2 separate regions of the Homo sapiens genome follow, and region 2 is linked to region 1. A link is a loop called in an ENCODE intact Hi-C map of the cell type or tissue named here. Cell type or tissue: PC-3. All regions are shown on one strand. Region 1 overlaps MED27 (mediator complex subunit 27). Region 2 has its middle 12 kb from the start of MED27.

The links. A loop is a pair of places that touch in the nucleus more often than their neighbours do. Peaks named below come from ENCODE experiments on the same cell type or tissue, not always from the same donor. Only the 100,000 strongest peaks of a DNase experiment are listed, where the experiment ranks them.
Region 2: it touches region 1 in a loop (4-fold over the local background); 2 of 110 quality-filtered maps call a loop at or near these places.

What each region holds. Positions count from the first base shown.
Region 1 is chr9:132,006,724-132,011,723 of GRCh38, forward strand. All of the region lies in intron 3 of MED27 (mediator complex subunit 27), which reads right to left. Among named protein-coding and RNA genes, the nearest start is that of MED27, 71 kb to the right of the region's middle. RefSeq lists enhancers at 141-833, 629-738. In PC-3, no CTCF peak of the experiment used is centred here; DNase peaks (open chromatin) are centred at 1,908 and 2,628; H3K4me3 peaks cover 565 bases; H3K27ac peaks cover 2,424 bases.
Region 2 is chr9:132,089,073-132,094,072 of GRCh38, forward strand. No RefSeq gene overlaps it. Among named protein-coding and RNA genes, the nearest start is that of MED27, 12 kb to the left of the region's middle. In PC-3, a CTCF peak has its summit at 2,386 (motif pointing right); a DNase peak (open chromatin) is centred at 1,939; H3K27ac peaks cover 2,352 bases.

The DNA.
Region 1 (5,000 bases):
CTACGAGAAGAGACTTGTTTAATGAGCTTCATCCTGGCAAGTGTTTGCCTTGCTCAGTTTAAACAGCAATGACGATCACCCCCCCTTCATGCATCACTATTGCCAAAGACGGATTCAAGTTGCTGCTTTGCTCTCTGTGATTCCCACTGGTTTTACATCAAGCAAAAAACAACATGAGCCTCTGACTTTCAAGAACAGAAACAGCATCTACCACACATCTTGGAAAGGATCCAATCATCTGGATAAGCACCATGTGTAATTTCAAGTCAATGATCTTCTTGGGAATTAATGTGCAAGGCGGTGGCAGAAAATGAGCCTCTTTCAGTTAAACTCCCAGAGCCAAATCAGTGGCCGTACCAAAGGCAATCTGTTGTTCAAACACTGGAAGCCCTAGGTGTGAGTGCTGTGTCATTATCCCTGTTACCTCCTGAATGGGTGGCACTTCCTTCCAGCAACACTTGTCACTGCATGCTGTTTTTGTGGTCTTATTGTTACTCAAACCTGAGAGGCAAGTCATCCAAGAATCGAAACGCAAAGTGAGGACTCTCTCTCTCTTGAAAGTATTACAAGATACTGAAACAAATGCAAACGCTGAGGAAATGGCACCAGTAAGCTCCAAAGAACATCGAAAAAATACTATTCAGCAATAAAATGGAACCAACCGCTGATACATGCAACATAAAGGAATCTCAAAAACATGTTGAGTAGAAGAAATCAGAAGGAAAATATTATGTTCTGCATGACTCCACTTATACAGAAGTTCCAGAAGAGGCAAAGCTAAGGTATAAGTATAGATATCAGAACAGTAGTTGCCTGGGGTGGGAGAGAAATTGGAGACAAGTATAATCCACCCTTTGGAGGAGTTTTGCTATAAAGAGGAGAGACACGAGGTGGGAGCTGGGAGGCAGAATGCAGTCATGGATGTGTGTTCTTACAGGAGACAGTTTTCAGGGTAAGCATGTTTTGTCTATGAATGAGAATGATCAGGAGAAAAGGGAAATAATTATGGTGTAGGACGGAAAAAGGAGACCAATGGAGACAAGGCCAGGAGTAGGTGAGAGGGATCCATCAGCAAGTAGATGGGCTGTTCTTAGCTTGGAGCACGAATAGCTCACCCCCAGGGACCACAGAGAACAAAGCCCGGGAAACAAGTATGCCCTTAATCAAGCAGACAGAATCTTTTCATGGAAGATAATATAATGCAAGAGAAACTGCCTGTCCCCACAACTTCCAGGGCATGGAGGTAATAGTTTTCAATGTAAGCTTTCTGAAAAACTATTTGTTTTCCCTCAAACCTAAATAAGATCTCGGTTTGCTGGATATGAACACAGTCACCTCTGCTGTTACTGAAAGCTGGCATTTCATCAGGCCAAGTTGTTGAAACTCAGAGGAGTGCTAGGCCATTCAGCCTGGCCATACTGATTGAAAGCAATATTCCATGTTAACACAAAAGCACACAACACTGCATTAGAAAATCGAGGCTGCTATCTAAGATAGAACACAGGTAAACACAGCTACATCTCTCAATAAATACATAGATATCTCAATATATAACTCATAGATCAATTAAATAAGATATAGCCACTCTCCAGGCTGATCCCAATCCTATGAGGCTCAGAAGCCCAACAATGTTTGCACAGCAACAGTGGACACAGCCTCTCAGCCTCTTTACGGAAACGATAGCACCCCTTGTGCAAAAACCTTAATTTGAGCATTTGGAAATCCTAGAAGTGAGGTCACTTCATCAGTGCCCTCTGAACGCTAACAAGTGATAAAATATCTTTCATCATGAACAAGATCTTTATCTTCTATCAAGCTTCTTTGGAGGGGGAGAAAGATATGAATCATTAATCCCATGAATCACTCATCCTATGGGAGCTCAGGGAGGAATCTGAGTCTTCAGAGACTACCGTTAGAGCCCTGCATTTTAAAAACAAACACATCGTACACAGCTCCTGCATTCCTGCCACGCCTGTGCTCTCTGCACAGTTGGGCAGAACTAGTAGTTTTGCTGTAGCAGCCTTAGTGCCATCCAACTGCTAACACAAGCCACGCAGAAACCTACCCATCACTGCACTAATACGCACAGGGTTGCAGAGAAAGGTGTGTGAGGAACCCAGACGCTAGCCCTTCACTGCTTTCCTCCACCGTTTAAAAACAAAACCTTTCCTTAGAATCCTGTAAGCCTATGCAAGAAAGCATCTAGCATTCTCAATGAAATAAGGCCCCCATCCTTCACAGCCAGCAGCAGATAAATCTGGTGAAGGGCGGCTGGGCTTCCCCAAGTGGACCTCCCTCCCCACTCTGCCCGTGGCCTTCTCAGGCACTGGAAGAAGGTCATGTCAGTCAACTTGGTCCATGTTGCTATGATGCTCTGCTCCTTGTTTGCTCCTATCTCTACTCAGAACTTCCCAAAAACCAAGATTATATCTTATTCATCTCCGAATCCCCAGCACAGTGCATAGAACCAAGCATTTGTAGGCCCTGAGTAAATATTTACTGAATAAATAAGTGAATGGGGTTTACAGGCTCAGCCATTGTTCCTGTGTGCGATGTGATGGTTTTAAAATAAATATGTCCACAAATTCTTTGACACGTCTTTCTTCAAAAGGGAGAGCCTCATCCCCTCCCCTTGCATGCCAGTCAAACTTCGTGACTCATTGCAAATGAACAGAATGGGGTAGAACTGACGCTGTGTGTCTTCTGAGATTAGGTCATAAAAAGGATGGCTGCTGCCTGGCTCTCATTCTCCTAGATTGCTGGCTCTGGAGGAGCCAGAAGCCATGTCATGAGGATATTCAAGCAGCCTGCGGAGAGGCCTAGGTGGAGAGGAACCGAGATCTCCTGCCAACGGCCAGCACCAACTTGCCTGCCATGTGAGTGAGCCACCTTGCAAGTGGAGCTCCTAATCCCAGCCAAACCTCAGGTGACTGCAGCCTTACAAGAGGCTCTGAGCCAGAACCACCCAAACGAGCCACTCCTGGATTCCTAATCCACAGAAACTGTGAGAGATAATGTTCATGGCTGTTAAAGCACTAAGTTTTAGAGCAATCTGTTATGAAGCAATAGATAATTAACATAGCAACCTTGGAGGATTTCGGTGTTTTATAAGGGGGTTGAAAGGATTTTCTTAATGACAAAAAGTTAGTTTATAGTTATGTTGTGCTTATAATAAAAATTTTGTTGATGGGGTTGTTTTTTCTTGTAAATTTGTTTGAGTTCTTTGTAGATTCTGGATATTAGCCCTTTGTCAGATGAGTAGATTGCAAAAATTTTCTCCCATTCTGTAGGTTGCCTGTTCACTCTGATGGTAGTTTCTTTTGCTGTGCAGAAGCTCTTTAGTTTAATTAGATCCCATTTGTCAATTTTGGCTTTGTTGCCATTGCTTCTGGTGTTTTAGACATGAAGTCCTTGCCCATGCCTATGTCCTGAATGGTATTGCCTAGGTTTTCTTCTAGGGTTTTTATGGTTTTAGGTCTAACATTTAAGTGGGTGAAGGATATGAACAGACACTTCTCAAAAGAAGACATTTACGCAGCCAACAGACACATGAAAAAATGCTCATCATCACTGGCCATCAGAGAAATGCAAATCAAAACCACAATGACATACCATCTCACACCAGTTAGAATGGCAATCATTAAAAAGTCAGGAAACAACAGGTGCTGGAGAGGATGTGGAGAAATAGGAACACTTTTACACTGTTGGTGGGACTGTAAACTAGTTCAACCATTGTGGAAGACAGCGTGGTGATTCCTCAGGGATCTAGAACTAGAAATACCATTTGACCCAGCCATCCCATTGCTGGGTATATACCCAAAGGATTATAAGTCATGCTGCTATAAAGACACATGCAAACATATGTTTATTGTGGCACTATTCACAATAGCAAAGACTTGGAACCAACCTAAATGTCCATCAATGATAGACTGGATTAAGAAAATGTGGCACATATACACCACGGAATACTATGCAGCCATAAAAAATGATGAGTTCATGTCCTTTGTAGGGACATGGATGAAGCTGGAAACCATCATTCTCAGCAAACTATCAGAAGGACAAAAAACCAAACACCACATGTTGTCACTCGTAAGTGGGAATTGAACAATGAGAACACTTGGACACAGGAGGGGGAACATCACACACCGGGTCCTGTTGTGGGGTGGGCGAAGGGGGGAGGGATAGCATTAGGAGATATACCTAATGTAAATGACGAGTTAATGGGTGCAGCACACCAACATGGCACATGTATACATATGTAACAAACCTGCAGGTTGTGCACATGTACCCTAGAACTTAAAGTATAATAAAAAAATTTTGTAATAAGGAGTCTTCTATAGAATACAACCAAAAGATGGATATTGATATGCAAATTTGAATAGTCCATAGATCAAATTATGCTCCCTTAAATGTCACAACTATATTCAATAAAAGGTTGAGATATGAAATAGAACAATACTATAATATACTCCTTTTTGGAGATTATTTTGCTTTTAAAACCTATTTATTGCTTTAAAAAAACTATTGCTTTTAAAAACTATATATGACATATGCACAGAAAAAGTCTAGAACAATATCCATCCTAATCTTAATAACTTTTTCAGATAACAAAAACATTATTTTTTAATGTTTTTGTTACCTTTTCAAAATCTACATTATGTATATACTATTATTGTTCTATTTCCTAGCTTAAAAAAGAAAAACAAAACTTTTTAGACAGGCAGCCATGTTGCATTTCTAGCCAACATCAAACATAATGAGTGGCACATAGTAGGTGCTCAGTGGAAGTGCAATGGGGCGGGACGCAGTGGCTCACATCTATAATCCCAGCACTTTCAAAGGTCAAGGTGAGAGGATCATTTGAGCTCAGGAGTTTGAGGCTGCAGTAAGCTGTGATCATACCACTGCACTCCAGCCTGGGTGACAGAGGAAAAACATGCCTCTAAAAAGAAACAAAAAGGGGAGTTGGGGAGGCAATTGATGTCTTTTAGATATAGCTT
Region 2 (5,000 bases), 82 kb after region 1:
CACCAGTCCATTATTGGGAGGCAGTGGGTGGTAGAGGTGGAGAGAGAGATGATGATATGGTTTGGTTGTGTCCCCACCCAAATCTCATCTTTACTTGTAGCTCCCATAATTCCCACATGTTGTGAGAGGGACCTGGTGGGAGATAATTGAATCATGGGGGTGGTTTCACCCATACTGTTCTCATGGTAGTGAATAAGTCTCATGAGATCTGATGGTTTTGTAAGAGGTTTCCCCTTTCGCTTGGGTCTCATTCTCTCATTCTCTTTGCCTGCCACCATGTAAGAAGTGCCTTTCACCTTCTGCCATGATTGTGAAGCCTCCCTAGACACGTGGAACTGTGAGTCCATTAAACCTATTTTTCTTTTCTTTTTTTCCTTTTTCTTTTTTTTTTTTTTTTTGAGATGGAGTCTCACTCTGTCACCTGGCTGGGGTGCAGTGGCACGATCTCGGCTCACTGCAACCTCCGCCTCCCAGGTTCAAGCAATTCTCCTGCCTCAGCCTCCTGAGTAGCTGGGACTACAGGCATGCGTCACCATGCCCGGCTAATTTTTGTCCTTTTAGTAGAGACTGGGTTTCACCATGTTGGCCAGGATGGTCTCGATCTCTTGACCTCACAATCCGCCCGCCTCGGCCTCCAAAAGTGCTGGGATTACAGGTGTGAGACACTGTGCCCAGCCAAACCTCTTTTTCTTTATAAATTACCCAGTCTTGGGTATGTCTTTATCAGCAATGTGAAAACAGACTAATATAGATGGAGAGGCTTTAGGAGACAGACAGACAGACGTGTGCTCAAGTCCCAGCTCTGCCACTTTTGGAGTGATCCCATTATAGAAGTGTGGCCACACTAACAAATGCATAAAAAGCTACAGGTGGTTTGAAGGGAGAAGAGTTTATGGTCTTGCGTGATGAGTGGTCTGGAGATACATAATGAGAGGCTGATGCCAGGGTTCATCAGCAAGTCTCCTCTTTCATCAGTCTGCCCCACCACCCTTAACCTCATCCTCATTTCTGTCACTTCATGGTTGCAGGATGCATCATAGGCAGGAAGAAGTAGGAAGCAGAAGAGGTGGCACCGGCAGACATGCTCATGCCTCGCTGGCCAGAACAATGTCACATGGCCACCTCTATCTGCAGAAAAGGCCAGGAAGTCAAGTTTTTCTTTCTTTTCCAGCCCCCATTAGCACGGCTGGCAAGAAGAAATAGAATGTGAGCTACATGTTTTCTAATAGTCATGTTTAAAAAGGCAAAGAGCCTCATACCCACTAGGCCAGCTATGATCAAAAACAAAAACAGCTGGGCGCAGTGGCTCACGCCTGTAATCCCAGCACTTTGGGAGGCTGGGGCGGGTGGATCATCTGAGGTCAGGAGCTTGAGACTAGCCTGGCCAATATGGTGAAACCCCATCTCTACTAAAAAAAAAAAAAAAATTAGCCAGGCATGGTGGAAAATTAGCTATGTGTGGTGGCACATGCCTATAGTCCCAGCTACTCGGGAGGCTGAGGCAGGAAAATCGCTTGAACCCAGGAGGCAGAGGTTGCAGTGAGCCAAGATCGCGCTACTGCACTCCAGCCAGGGTGAGAGAGTGAGACGCCATCTCAAAAAACAAAAACAAACAGAAAGTAACCAGTGTTGGCAAGGATGTGGAGAAGTTGGAACTGTGTGCATTATTGGTGGGAATGTAAAATGGTACAGCCACTGTGGAAAACAGTATGGCAGTTCTTCAAAAACTTAAAAATAGAATTACCATATGATCTAGCAATTCCACTTCTGCATATATACCCAAAGAATTGAAAGCAGGGTCTAAAAGAGATATTTGTATGCCTATGTTCACAGCAGCGTCATTCACGGAAGCCAAAAGGTCTAAGCCACCCAAGTGCCCAGCAAATGAGTAAACAAAGTGTGGTCTAGCCACACAATGAAATATTACTCAATCTTGAGGATAAAGGAAATCTGACACATGCTACAACGTGGATGGACCTTGAAGACATTATGCTAAGTGACTAAGCCAGGCACTAAAGGACAAATACCGTATGATTCCACTTATGTGAGGTACCTAAAGAAGCCAAATTCATTGGCCAGGCAAGGTGGCTCACGCCTGTAATCCCAACAGTTTTGGAGGCCCAGGCAGGTGGATGATGAGGTCAGGAGTTCAAGACAAGCCTGGCCAAGATGGTGAAACCCCATCTCTACTAAAAAAAAAATACAAAAATCAGCCAGGCATGGTGGCAGGCACCTGTAGTCCCAGCTACTTGGGAGGCTGAGGCAGGAGAATCGCTTGAACCCAGGGGATGGAGGTTGCAGTGAGCTGAGATCGCGCCACTGCACTCCAGCCTGGGCAACAGAGTGAGAAAAAAGAAGTCAAATTCATAGAGACAGAAAGTACAGGATGGTGGCCACCAGGGGCTGGTCTTCAGTGAAATTCATACATCTGAAAAGAACACAGCATAGAGGTTGTGGAAGGAAGAGAAGGTTTGGAATTTAAACAAAACCAACAAAATATTGGCCAAATCTGTCTTTACAGAGGTTTAAGAGGTCCCTGGAGTAGTCAAATTCATAGAGATAGAAAGCAGAATGATGGTTGCCAGGGGCTAAGAGTAGAGAGGAATAGGGAGTTGTTGTTTTATAGGGCAGAGCTTTGGTTTGACAAGATGAAAAGAGTTCTGGAGATGAGTGGTGGTGATGGCTGGACAACGATGTAAATATGCTTAATGCCACTGAGCTGTACACACAAAATGGGTCAAGATGGCCAATTTTATGTTATATGTATTTTGCCACAATTTTTTAAGAAAGGTAAAGAGCCACAGTGATGTGGTTTGGCTGTGTCCCCACCCAAATCTCATCTTGAATTATGGCTTCCATAATTCCCAAGTGTCGTGGGAGGGACGAGGTGGGAGGTAATTGAATCACGGGGGTGGGGCTCTCCTGTGCTGTTCTTGTGATAGTGAATAAGTCTCATGAGATCTGATGGTTTTATAAATGGGAGCTCCCCTGCACAAGCTCTCTTGCCTGCTGCCACGTAAGATGTGACTTTGGTCTTCACCTTCCGCCATGATTGTGAGGCCTCCCCAGCCATGTGGAACTGTGAGTCTATTAAACCTCTTTCCTTTATAAATTACCCAGTCTTGGGTATATCTTTATTAGTAGCATGAGAACGGACTAATACATACAAGAATTAATTTTAGTAATATATTTTAACCCAATATATCCAAAAATTATTATTTTAATCTGCAATCAATATAAAAATTACTAATGAGATAGTTTACATTCTTTTTTTACACTAAGTCTTTGAATTCTTTGTGGATCTTACAGCACATCTCAAATTGGACATTAGCTACCCTTTAACTATTGTGCCACATGCAGCTAGTGTCTAGACTATTGGACAGCTCAGCCCTATAATAAAGATGGGCATGGGAGAACCAGGAGTGGGAAATAGAGATTAGGTCAGCCAGCCTGACCCGTCTTTGAACCTTGGTTGGGACACTCAAACTCCTTGAGCTGGGAGATGGTGGATGGGTGGGTGATAATAAACAACTTCTATGGTTGACGCAAAGATTTTATTGGAAAATATGTGGAAAGCCCCCAGTAAACTCTCCGGCACACAATAGCTGCTTTTGTAAATAGTGGCAATTGCTATTCATGTTTCCATGGAGAATAGAGATAATAATAAAAAGGACATTATATAAACTTTTTTTAAAGTTTGTAAGATAATAAGAGAAACTTGAATATGTTTTGTATGTGTGTGGGTTTTTTTGTTTTTGAGACAGGGTCTCAGGCTGCCACCCAGGCTGGAGTGCAGTGGCTTGATCACTGCTCACTGCAAACTCTGTCTCCCAGGCTCAAGTGATCCTCCCACCTCAGCCTCCCGAGTAGCTGGGATTACAGGCGTGTGCCACCACACCAGGATAATTTTTGTATGTTTTGTAGAGACAGAGTTTTGCCCTGTTACCCAGGCTGGTCTCAAACTTCTGAGCTCAAGCAATCTACCTGCCTCGGCCTCTCATGCCTGGGATTACCATGCCCAGACATGTGTGTGTTTTTAAAGAGTCCTCTTTCAGAAGTACATACTGAGATATTGATGGGTAAGATTATATGTTATATGGAGGAGCAGAGGTAGATGGGGGAAGGTGAAATCAGATTGGCTATCAGCTGAGAATTATTGAGACTGGGATTCATTCTACTGTTCACTCAACTTATGTTTGATAGTTTGATAGTTTCCATAATGAAAAGTTTAGAGATTTTTTATTTTTTATTTTTGTTTTTAGGTACGTTATGTGGGTACTCAACATGCCATGAGTTTTTCAGATCCTAAGTTGTTATTTTGGGAATTTCTTGGTTCTTTATTTTGTTGTTAGAAATGAGGTCTCCCTCTGTTGCCCACAAGTGCAGTGGCACGATCATAGCTCACTACAACCTCAACCTCCTGGGCTCAAGCGATCCTCCCAACTAGCTGGGAGACAGGTGTGTGCCACCGTGCCCAGCTCAGGAATTTGTTGGTTATGGTGACTGCCTGGTAGAAATAAACAGGCCGTGCGGACTCTTGGGCACCATAAGCAACCTGTCCACTGTCCACTGTCCAATGTGATGGTCACTGCTGGAAAGGATGAAGATAACATGATACTACTAGCAATCACTTTACTTCCTCTGCATAGTATCAACAGGAAAATGACTTCTGTTTTTATCTTTGCCCAAAACATTGATGTCTTGTGTTATTTGCACTGGGAGGAGATAGTTGAAGTCTGTCAAAATGGTAGTTCATTCTATTCAACTGCTTGATTTGTGTGTGTGTGTGTGTGTGTGTGTGTGTGTTTTCATAACAGATGTAAATATGTAAAAGCTACCTATGGTAATCACTTTTATCAATTGTTTAATTACTTAAAGGTGAAGACTAATTTTTTAGAAAAATAACAGCTACATTGAGCTATAATTTACATACTATAAAATTTACCCTTTTAAAGTGTGCATACTTTATATATCCACAAAGTTGAGCAGCCATCACCATT